Linked DNA regions of Mus musculus: region 2 is linked to region 1. The links are chromatin contacts, found by Hi-C in ENCODE. All regions are on one chromosome and are shown on one strand. Each heading gives the region's core, a stretch centred on a gene start or an enhancer-like site at or near the end of the contact. The rest is flanking DNA. Distances are from core to core; before and after follow the strand shown. Region 1 holds the start of Ptbp2 (polypyrimidine tract binding protein 2). Region 2 holds the start of Rwdd3 (RWD domain containing 3).

What was found. A loop is a pair of places that touch in the nucleus more often than their neighbours do.
Region 2: a map of regulatory T cell shows a loop between it and region 1 (4-fold over the local background). The contact joins the promoter of Rwdd3 here to the promoter of Ptbp2 in region 1. A Hi-C loop is called at or near these places in 2 of 37 maps with a recorded cell type or tissue (T-helper 17 cell and regulatory T cell).

What each region holds. Positions count from the first base shown.
Region 1 is chr3:119,780,058-119,786,528 of GRCm38, forward strand. It overlaps Ptbp2 (polypyrimidine tract binding protein 2), which reads right to left and starts at 3,331. Exons shown (of 14, transcript NM_001310711.1): 1 at 3,145-3,331; 2 at 1,447-1,477. The coding sequence starts at 3,152.
Region 2 is chr3:121,167,229-121,173,074 of GRCm38, forward strand. Rwdd3 (RWD domain containing 3) reads right to left here and starts at 4,467. Exons shown (of 5, transcript NM_028456.3): 1 at 4,364-4,467. The coding sequence starts at 4,448.

The DNA.
Region 1 (6,471 bases), core at 2,081-4,580:
ACTTTAAATACAGGCAGTTTATGTCATACCAAAATAAAAATTTGAAAAGGTCAGGATTCTACAAAAAATAAGAAATGCATGATAATGTGCAAATCAGTAATTTTTAAAAATGAAAAACTTAACACATCTACACCTAAGCAACTGAACTGTGAATGAAGGAGAAATGGATACTACAGTTTCAATTATTTTAAAAACGCACATAGATTACTTTCTTTACAACTATTTACTTGTAAGAAAGTTTAAGTGCCGTACAAACTGCTGCAAACAATATAAGAATTTAACCAATATAGTAGAAAATGATAAAAAATGAACTTTAACTTTACAAAATTTTATATTAAACATTTTAGAATGGGTAGTGAATATTTTTATACAATTTTCAAGTAACAGACCACAGAGCTATTACTTAACTCATTTTTATAACTTATCCTCTAGTAAAAGACCACAGAGCTATCAGTTAACCCATTTTGACAAAGTACCTTGTAATCATTTATTCTTTTATATAATTCACAGAAGAAATCTATTTGGATAATAACTACAATATCAAGACATTTTGTACTCTTGACCTATTCCTGACTTCAAAGCTCTTAATATCTCAACTTGAAAAACATGACTGTCAATGAAACTAAATGTTCTACACGATATTAAAGCATGGGCCTCTAGATCATTATCATAGAAAACACAGTAACATCTCCTAACCTATTCTGAAGATTAAACCATCATAAACATAATTTTTTAAAGTCCAAGAAAAATACTGAAGGTCAACTTCACTAAACCAGGTACACTTACAGTTCTCCTAAGGGTATTTATATGCATGGGGTTTTATATTTATACTTATAATTAAGGTTGAGGGACAGGAGAAATCCTATTACAGGCTTGGGCATAAGTTAAAAGACAAAGAATCTGTCCTAACAAGGTGGAAAGGCTTGCAACCAACCAATCTGTAATGCACCAAGACACTAAAAGGTCTGTCTATGCCTTCAAGGAAGTGCCAGATGGTAGGCATGGAGTCAATTGTAAGGGCTGAGCAGTTTTTCTACCCAAGAAGTGAGGGAAAAACCTACACACACAAGAAAGCTCTTCAACAACTCAAGCTGGAAGGACTTAAAGCAACTGTGTCCTTCTTCCATGTCAGGACAACTGATTACCAGTGTGATTCATGCCTAGCACACACATTTCACTTTAATCAGAGTCAACTGTTTTAAACTAACACTTTACACTACTTAAAGAGGTTAAAAAAAAATCTGCTTATTATCAAGTAATTAACATACCATGGTCATTATCAATATCCAACTGTACAGTTGTTTATAGACTCTGACTTTACAAATTAAAGGAAATATTTTAAGCTTGGCTTTTGTTGTCAAGGCTAACTGAAATTTTCCACTCTTTACAATGGTACCATATCCAACATCCCCAGTTTCCACGTTACTTTCAAACATAATCTCCTACCTTCACACCAACAGCAACCTCAGTGACAATTCTGTAAAGGAAAAAATAAAAGTGTCAACCTCTTACTCTTCTAATGATCAATGCTTAACTTTAAAACTTTTAAGATCTTTTATAAATTACCCAGGCCCTGGCAATACACAGATGCTCAGTGATAATTTTTTTTAACTATTATTTACCTGGAGGTTTTTTGTTTTTGTTTTTTGTTTTTTTTTTTTTTTAGAAATAATTTTGAACCATTCGACGTTTCAGTCAGTTTATGATCATTTTTAAGAACCTTTAACAGCAAGATGAAAATGCAGAAACACTATACTATTCCTAACGTGCTTATATACTGACATCAGCAACGTTGAGTGAGTTCTTTGGTAACCTAAACAAAATCTGGAAATTGGAAAACTGTCTGGGGATAATTCACATGTCTAAAGCTACATTTCCTGTGGTAAATAATATCCCATTAAGGTAATTTGTGGCAATGATGTTTAAAGCCTTTTTATTATCTCTTCTAAAACACCAGATAACTAACTCTAGACTGATAACCTATTGAATAAACTCGGATTTTACTTTCTTAGACTCGTCAAATCCAGACCCTCAATTTTAATAAAGGTTCATGTTCACTGGGTCTCTTTTCGTGCCCCTTCCTCTCTGTGGGCTGTGAACTGTGGCCCCCTTCTCTGAACAATGAGTTGAACTGGGTCGTTCGGGATGTGGAGTTAACAAGGGCGCGACATTGGTGAGCCTCCTCTTTTCTTCTCACAGCTCTCTCATCTCACTCAGCATCCTCCGGTCTTCACGCCCAGCCTCTCCAAAGATGCAACACGACTCTGATCCATGTTCCATATTTGCTTGGGGGGCTGGTGTGGGGGGGGGGGTGTTTGTTTTTATTTTTGTATTTTTTTTTCCTCCAGAAACTAATCAAAGTAGGGGGCGGGGGAAGGCCAACCCTGTGTGGATTATCTGTTGTCTGCCTTGCGTGGCTTGTGGCCTTTGCCCATGTGACTGATGCTGCCTCTCCAACACTTCATGGGGGTTTGGTTTTGTTTATGGCTTAATTTCTGGGCCCTGTGGGCCGAGCCCCGAATTCTTGTTGTTGTCGTTGTGGTGGTGGTAAAGGCATTCCGATGGCCTCCCGCCCCCGCTCCCAGACTCGGATGAAAACAAAGGAGTGTGACATGTGCCCTCCTCCCTCCCGCCGCCACGCGCCCTCCCCTTCCCCGCAGCTCCCACTCGGCGCTCCGGCCGCGGCGTTTCGGGCGAGGCCGGGGATGGCGGGCCTCGCTCAGGCTTCGCGCTCCGCACAGGCCTCCGCGGCTTGGCCCGCTCGCGCCCGCGCCGCCGCCGCCGCCGCCGCCGCCACCCCAGGGTTCGGGTCTCCCCGCGGCGTCGACATGGCTCCCGAGGGGGCAGGGCCGCCCCGGGCTTCCCGCCCCATCCCCCGCAGTCGGGCCGCCCCGCGTCCCCACAGCAGCCCCGAGGCCTCCCCGGCCTCCCAGCCGCGGCTGCGGTTCGAGCCGGTAGCCGGAGCGGCCGAGGGAAGCCCGGGGAGGGGTGTGTGTGATGGGGCGGGGGTTGGGTAACGGCGGCGCGGCCTGGGAGGGGCCGCCCGAGCCCCGCTTCCCGGGACCCGACCCGACCCGGATCCCGGCCGCCGCCTCGCCGGCCTCCTCTCCCTCGCCCATCTCCTCACGGGCTCCCGGTACCTACCCGTCCATTGCCGAACCGGACAAAGCTTCGCTCCCAAGAACCGAGCCACGCAGCCAGCGAGCCACACAAGCGGCGAGAAAATGGCGGCCAGGGCCCGACGGAAATTGCCGAAGGTGCCGGAGCGCACGGGGCAGCGCGCGGCGGCGGAAAGAGCCGAGCGCGCGGGCGCCCGGCGGCGGCGGGAGACGAGCGGCGGGGCACAGGGACCGGGGGAGTGGGCGCCTCCGCCGTTGGCTGCCTCCGCCCGCTTGCCCGCCCGCCCGCCCGCGCGCGCACTGCCTCCCGCCCTCGGAGACGAGCCCGCTGCAGTGGCTGGCTGACCTGGGTTCTTTCTCTTCCGTGGGCGGTGTGAGTGGGACAGCCTGCAGCCTGCACCGTGTGTGCCTCAGGCTAGCCCGGACTGCAACCCTGCTGCTCTCAGGCTGCTTCCACTCTTCCTTCCAACCTCAAGCTGCATTATTACCACAAAGGACCAATCCCAGGCCCGGCCCGGGCACCCTTCGCCCTCTCAGCTCTAGAGAAAAAGACTTTATAGCTGCATCCTAGACCTCGTTTACAAATTCTTCATCCTCAAAGAGCTTACCCCCCTGGTCAAGATCCATTGCTTAGGAAAATATAACAACATCTCCTAATTAAGGACTGCTCACCAGCTTAGTGTTTGCTTACAAACCTGGAATCAATCAGGCCAAGAGGAAGAAAAGGTGATTCTCATGTGGGTTGGTAATTTTTGTGCATCTGTTAGGAAAAACATATATTCCAAGATCCCTACATGGGAATGGCCACACGCTGAGCGAGCGAGGTGGCAGAAAGCGTTCCTGTATTCCAACATTTGGGGATATGGAAAGAGGAGGCCAATTGAGTTAGCATTAGTTACAGGGGATGAAAATGTTAAAACGGCCTAGACAAAAATCACTTTTCCATAGAACTAAAGGTCTTAATATCATAGAACATGTTTTCCGTTCTTCTTTAATGTATTTGTATCATAGCCCCAGCAACATTTGGTTTCGGAAAATGTTCCCGGCATGCCACTAATGCCAGCACCACCCTTTGCTCTTCCCTACCTCCTCCAGCACTTACCAACTGTGTCTGTCCAGGTGTCCTCCATACCTCCTCCAGATCTGCCGCGTCCCCTTCAAGAAGCCTCTTGCCCTTACCACCTGGAATTTCACCTCACTAAATGGGAGATTGTATATTATTTTTAAAAGATAAGTCAGAACCTGGCCCCAGCTACTCCAGAGGATGAAGAAACTTAGTGAGACCTTGTTTCAAAGGCAATCAACAACAACCACACACATATGTGCACTGTTGTTGCTCTAAGAACGTTTCCAAGCCACCACCTGGTCAAATAGTCTTGATTTGCCTTAGGGATTGTCGATTCTTTTTAAAAATCTAATTTCCGGCAACACCTCCCTTCTATCTATACTTTTGACTTATGATACGTAAAGGCCCCATTATCATTTCCATTAATAATAGTTTTTCATGGGTTGTGGTTTTGTTCACATAGTTTCAACTCAACAATTAAATCTGTATGCTCCCAGAGGGAGGGAGGGAGGGAGGGGATCCAGGATGCATTCTCCATCTTCTTCGCACTGGCACAATCAACACTGATAATTGGTTCTCGTTTTATCTCAGGGAAGACAATCTGGGTCAAGAAGAGCAGAACTTCTGTCAAGTGTCAGATGTTCACTAAACTACAACCTTTTGTTGGTCTTCTAATAAAGTATAAGGGCAAACCACAGCACAGTCAATATGCTGGCTTATTTAAGTCAACACTTCGGTAGGAAATATGTGAGGTAGTTCGCAAGGCAAGACACATAAAGCACTAGATTTTAAAATGTAGTAAAGAAATAAGGGTTTAAAGTTGGGAATGATGCTGATGTATCAGCACACAGCAATAGGCTCCTCTGGACATCTACCTGAGGTTTCTGTTTCAAGCCATTTGTTCAGTGGTAAACCGTGGCTGGGAAATATTAAGTGTAAAATCTAGACATGATTTATAGTTTAAAATTCTGCACCATTCTGAGGTAAAGCATAATGAAATCGCCTCCATCTCACTCTCCAGTCAGGACATGGGTCACCTCTATGTTCAGTGTATCAAGGCTAAACACGCTATCTTCCAGCTAGCTTATTCAATGAACAGGTGTCTTCGATCAGCTTAACTATCATGTTATCTCAAGGTTTGTATGTGCAGGAAGGAGTTCCTTAGTTACCTCAACTCCCAAAGCACGAGAGTAGTGCTCCTGGCAATCCGTATGCCAAGAAAGTGTCATATGTCAAGAAATCGTAAAATGCTTCCCTGGAGGTGAACAAGCAACCAAGTATTTCAAGACAGGAAACATATTCCCATGTCTTTCCTGAGTATGTTTTGTGCAGTTACTCTGTTTTTAGTATTGTTAATCTCTGGCTATGTCTAATATACGAATAGTGTGAGGTTAGCTTATCATACATTGTTTTGGGAAGATGGGCGTACAGAATGAAATAACAGATACAGAGGCTGCTAGCACCTGCAGTTGTAGGCATCTGGTAGCAGGACAAGACTGTAATCCCTGTGTGCTATATACCACAAAAACATATCCATGAAAGCCTGGCTTCGCGTTTGAGATGTTCCATTTGTTAGCTACGTGACACTGGACATGGTCAGCATAACCCAAGGATGAAGTTCATGAAAATGAGATTAAGAGTGACGTCATCATCCAAATTGGTGTCCAGTTGACAGCCTGGCCGCAGTCAATGCTTAAGAAGCGGTGCTGCTATCGCCTTGATTGTTGGTGATTGGTTGTTGTTCCTGTCACTGATACTATTCTCTGCAGAAGGAACAGGCCACACTTTTGGCTTTTGGAACTTCGGAGGCAGCCCGTATCCGTATAGCTGTATCTGTACAGAGATTCTTCACAAAGGTTAAACATGTCAGTAATGAAATTAGATTGGCACTCGTACAAATGAATAAACCAGGGGAAATGTCACCGGCAAATTTGTAAAGTCCCACCCATATGTCAATCTGTGTGCCTGTGTAGGTTAACTAGGGGCTGGATTATTAAACAGTGGAGGATGGCCAACCCTTGTAAATGCCGACTAGATTCAATTCATGTTTATGAAGTCCTAACAGAATAGGGCAATAAAAAGTGAAGTGGCTGGACAGTATTCTTTTCATACCCAGATCTTCTTTCAGTACAGTAATGTGTTCTTTTCCATCCGAATGGTAACTGTTTTGACCTTTCACAGAAAATTTTTCACTTATGTGAACAATCATTAAATCTAAATTTCAGCCTAGGCTAAGCCAAAATAAGGTCTAATACTGATGCAATAAAAGTAAGAAATGGGACCATG
Region 2 (5,846 bases), core at 3,217-5,716, 1.4 Mb after region 1:
ACCTAGTAATCACTTTAGAAAACTAGGGAAGGACAACTACTTACATATCCAGGAGAAAACCTGCTTTGATTCCTAACACTGGAGAGTCACGGTCTTCCTAGTTGATCTCCCTGGCCAGTGTGTTCCAAACCGCACACCAGAGCTGCAAACTAAGGCTGCACAAAATGGTGCTATCTGCACAAGACAACAAGAAGACCTGAACAGACCCTGTTGTGATGTCAAATGTGGTGAGAGACCAAAAAGAAAAAAGAATAAAATCAGAGAATCTCTTTAAGAACTCCTTTTCTCCCCAGGAACCCTTCAGATGTGTCTATCTCACCCTTTCAGATTTGCTCTCCCTTGCGGTACAGCAATAACTGGCTCCCTTTGCTCCAGAATCTTTGTGGGCCTCGATCACTCAAAGTCTGTTTGTTTTCTTTTATTTTTTCCTAACAACAAAAAAAAAAAAAAGAAAGAAAGAAAAGAAAGAAAAAGAAAATTGTTCTGCTCGAAAGTTATCATCTGCTTTGAGCTTATTTAAAGTTATTAACAGCTTAGCAAGAGAATGGTTACCAGAAATCCTTGTTAAATGTACCTATGATGTTACTTTTTGCCTGGTCCCCCGCGCCAGGACAACTATTAACTCACAAGCACCATTCCTGATCCACCTCCGTCCTAAAGAGCTCATGCCTGCTCTACCAAAGCAAAACTCCCAAAAGACCCGAGTCTTATTTGGCTCCAAGACTAGGCGCTCTTACCTCTCCCAGAGACGCAGGGTTTGTCTTCTAGCCCAACCTCAGACCCACATTCACTATTTGCACGAGTCACTGCCTTGGAACAATATTGACGTTACAGCTACAACTCAAACTGAGAGAGACTCAAACCTTACTCTTTTTAGCCCGGGCACACACAGAGCTTAGGAAGCTGAGGCAGGAGGATCTAGTGTTCCTGGCTAGAGTGGGCTACATGGGTAGGTTCTGTCTTAAAACAATCAAACCTTAACCTTTCCTGAAAGAAACCATATTCCAACACGGCAGACGACAGAAATTCAAACAAAGAAACTGAATTAGACCCCGGATTCCACTCTGGTCTGTTTTAAAGTTTTCTCCCTACCTCATCCCTACAGCACACGGTAGATACACACTCCCATCACAATGATGGTGGTTAAGTGAACAAAATCTATGAGAAAGAGGTCGTTAGGATTTGTTGAGTGTGCACCAAGAAACCATTTGCATAACATACCTAACTCACAGTCTCTCTACTTGCTTTATTTTGCCCAGTTTTCACATATCCTCAAAACCTTTGCACAGAAAAGCACTCAGAAGCCCCACACACACACACACACACACTCTCCTCTCATACACACTTGCTTTATGCAAGAAATACGGTGTTTACATTGTCTGTAACCCTAAGAGATTGTTACACACGGTGTCTCTGGATTTTCACATGCTTTCATCGTTCTTAGAGAAGGAAACAAAACAACTAGAAAGACTGGAAGGTAAAGGTGGCACTCTTTCAAAATAAAGTCTAAGACTATGTGGACTTTAGAGAGATGAGTTCAGCCAAGACCATCGGCAAACAACGTCAATATGTCACTGTAACAGTTTTGCAGGGGGACAGAGTCCAATCTGAACAACAGTGTTAATAAAACACAAAACCCACTGGGAAGCTATCGCCAGCCTATTGTGTGATGCAGTTAAGCTGTTATGCGAGTCCTCTCTTTTTCAACTTTTAATCCTGTGAGATAGCTTCTAAACTGCGACTCCATTTATAACAGGCACTGGGCACAGCCATATACTCTCCGTGTCTCTACCCGGAAAATGGATGATAACACCTTCAGAAGGGACCACACACGTGTATGCTTGAAGGGGAATGCGGACCTCCCACCACCAACTCGATTGTTCTGAATATAAGCCGGATCCCACCCACACTATTGCCACTGTTTTGTTTTTTTTTTTTCTCAGCATCATGGATTGTCTTACTGTAAGAACGTTTCCTGCACCAGCCCCTTTCCTACAGAGGAGTGGGACCCAGTGCCAAACCCAACCCTGTGGAGCTTGGTGGTGATGTAATCTATGTGACCATCAGTGATCCTCAATGCAAACTAAGCTAAGCAAGCCTCTCCTTAAAACCCACGTGAAGATCAAGGTGACCACACCAACCCTGGCACCTGGACTGACTCGTGGGATGGAGAAGAACAGAATATCCCTGATTTGGCTACTCCACTGCTTTCCCAAGCTGGGAATATGGTGTTTACATTATTTCCAGCCCTAAGAGACTGTTACACACAGCGCCTCTTCCTTTGAACTTACTCTAACATGAGTGGCCAGGATGCAAACTCCCTCAAAACTCTTAAAAGAAATTACTCCCCACTAAACTGAACCCATCTATTCAAGACTTTTCGGCTCAGGGCCTCAAGAGCTGGCCGTTGGGGTCAACCCAGGTCTTCCTGTCTTACAGAGAAATGTAGGCCCTCTGCAATATTCTTCTAATCTCACTTAAGACAGGAGAGACTTATCTGGTGGAGGCCAGGGAAGAAATGATGGGTACAGAGTGACACCCTGAAACCCGAACTGCCGCTGGCAGCGAGGGTAGAAGCCACGAAGCCTGCTACACTTGGTGTTTGCCTCACTCACAGCTCCCGAGTGTGTCAATCATTCCTGCTTCAATCGCTGAACTGTTCTACTCTTCAGTGAACCTTCTAGAAAACAAAATGTCCGAAGCTGTTACACTGAATTCCTTTATAATTCAATTACTTATTGATGCCAGAACACTGAATTAAATTAATTAGGAGGCATGACTTGAAGTCATGCTCAATTTAAGAGCAGATAAAGAGCCGCAGTGTTCAGAGTATTAAGACAACCCCCTCCCCCTCTCTCTCAGCACTTCTTTTTGGGGGGTTTCTCTGACCTATCAACAGTATCTGATTGGTCATAATGCAAACCACCACCATTTTTTTAAAATGTCATAGGACATCACAGGTTCGTTTCTCCCAGATATTGGCAAGTAAGTCACGATACAAGAACTCGGAGACACGAGTGATCCCTTTAAATAGCTGCCTCCGGCAGAAGCAATTACCAATAGAGAGAATTGTGGAGACAGGAGATGCTAACCGATCAGGATGCTACCCAATCACAAGAGGGTGGCAAATCCCTACAATAAATCCTTTCATAGGGGTCTTAAGGAAGTTTCAAAAATATACAAGACAGGTCTAGGCACTTAAGAAGAGAGCAACTCCATTTTTCTAGAAAGTTCACATGGCCTGAAACGTCAAATCACCACAAAGATCTGTAGATGTGTGCATGCAAGAAGGCATAGGAGAAAGGGGTCACTGACTTATCTTATGGAAACCCAAAGCCCTCCTAATCATAGATATAGCTTCCTTAGGTCTAGCACATCTCACACTGTCTTCCTAGAGCTAAGCCAATTTATGGTCAGAAAAGCCATTACAATCGTAGTTACATTGTAACAGTAGAGGGATGGCTCTCACTGACCTCAAAATGTACATGACATATTTGACAGCTCAGCGAGGGTGAGAATAATTTGCATCAGCACATTTTCCCAAAAGGGGGAAATTGGGGGCACTCAGTGGTTAAGAGCACTGACTATTCCCTGGGTTCAGTTCTCAGCACCTTTAAGGCAAGGCTCTCAAACCCTCGGTAACTCCTAGCCCCTGAACGTCCTATTCAGGCCTCCCAGGCACACTCAGCATACAGGTCTATACAGGCATGCAAAACACTCATACATACGCCAAAAAAAAATTTAAAAGTGTGTGAGTGGAGCGTCTGGGTTCCTTAACGGAAGCCAAGACAAGAATGAAATTTTAGCTTTTTAAAACAATTAATAATAACAACAATAGTAATAGCTTTACAGACTATAAACTCTCAGAGGGTCGGTGCCCTGCCTGGGTTAGAAGAGAAGGTCTCCATGCTGCGTCCAGCAGAAGTCTGGAATCGGCTGCCATTTTTCAGCAGCCTGGAAAACGTAAAAATAAAAATATTTTTAAGTAAAACAACAAAAAAAATTAATAATAAAGTCAAAGGCAATTAACTCTGGAGAGTTCAAACCTTAACAAGCATTTCCTGACTGCCTTCCACGTGGCTGACAACCAACTACAGCGTCCTGTTGTCAGGGACGTGATACACAAATGCTTATGGTGGATGCCGACTATTTGGAGGAGCTGGGTTTCACGAGGAGGGCACTGCGCACCGTCTAGTTGCGGGAGAGCACGGGGTAGGGGGGCGGAGAGGGCGAGCTCAGGGGAGGGCACTGCAAGCGCAGGCCAACCCCACCCCCCAGTCCCCTCCTACTCCTGTCCAGGGCCACAAGACACCGGGTCCCCGACTCCCCGCAGTGGCCGCAGGGTGAGAGGCAGGGTATTCACCTGAACAGCTCAACATCTCCCACTCGTTGGGCCCGCAGAAGATCGCGGCCAGCGCCGAGAGCTCCTGCCGCACCTCCTCCACCATATCCGTGCGACCAGAACCCAAAGCCACTTCCGCCGCCTCCCGGAGCAAAGCTCCCCTACGGTCACTGGGGGGCGCCCCGGCCTCACAGCCAGGTCGGCTGCGGATGGCGCCGGGCGGGGGGCGGGGAGATGGGCGTGTTTATGGGCGTGGCATGTGTCCGCCCAGAACCTTCTGAGTTTTGGCCTCTGTGGTTTTCTGGATCAGAGAGAGACCTGTAAAGCCCCAAAGTCCCCTACAAGAACAACCAGGCTGTGAACCCACCGTGCTTCACCAGGCTAGGAGGAAATGGAGAGAGTAAAAAAAACCTAAACAAACAAGAAAAGCCAAACAAGGCGAACGAGCCCTTGTCAGGCTTTTGAACTTTGTGTCCTGAGATCCCACAGTGAGCAAAACACAAATTCCATGTCCTCATGAGGGTCAGTGACCCTCGTGGTCAGGATATTTCAGAAAAGAGAACGATAATGACCTCCAGGATACTGACCTGGTTGGTCACTAGCCTCGGGATTACACACAAGGTCTAGATTCCAGGGCCTCTTTCCAGTCCAAGATGAAGAAGAGGGAAGACTGAGATGAGACTCCTTAGAGATGGGGTCCAAAGCCAAAAACTAGCTTTACAGTGATTTGATTTGAGTTGATTTGATTTGGTTCGGTTTGGTTCGGTTCAGGTGATATTCGATGCATATAACATAATGTGTCTATTACCTCTCTGATCCCTGAAGCTTAATGGTGAAATCACCATCTTTGAATCTTGACCTAAATTTCAAAACACTCGCAGTAACAATAGGATAACAGAATGAGTGATGCATCTGTTTCAACCTCGACTTTAGTAAGCAAAATTAATTTGTGGTAAGTAGTTCTGTCTAGGTGCATTTGACTCCCCCCGCCCCCAAAATAAAAATTTTTAATTCTGCAGCTCCCAAGAGTCCTTTGGCTCACTCGGGGAGGTCTCATGCCACTGGTTTGTATCAGAAATAACATTCTGTGAGTTCATCAAAGAATTTAAGTAGGTCTTCAGTGACTCCTTTCACTGACTTCTACAAGTCAGAATAATTTTAACTGGGCCACGTTACTATCCCAATCATCATTTCTATTGCTAAAAGGGCAATTTGAAAAAAGGAAGAGAAATTGGCTTCCAAGAAGAGAAAGGAAATCTGATGAGATAGACAAGAAAAGCTTTTCCAGGGATGCCCTGAGATTTCAGTGACCCCAGGCAATTAGGAACCGTGCTGTGCAAATAATTAGAAAGATAAAGGTTTATTTAAACACATGATTATCTATAATGTAACCAATTTGTATTAGAAGAAAGAAAAAAAAAATAGTTCCTTTGAGTTATTTCCAAAATAGCAGTTCAAGCAAGTTCAGTGGGTTCATAATTAACTGTTAGAGAGATTTGGGGAA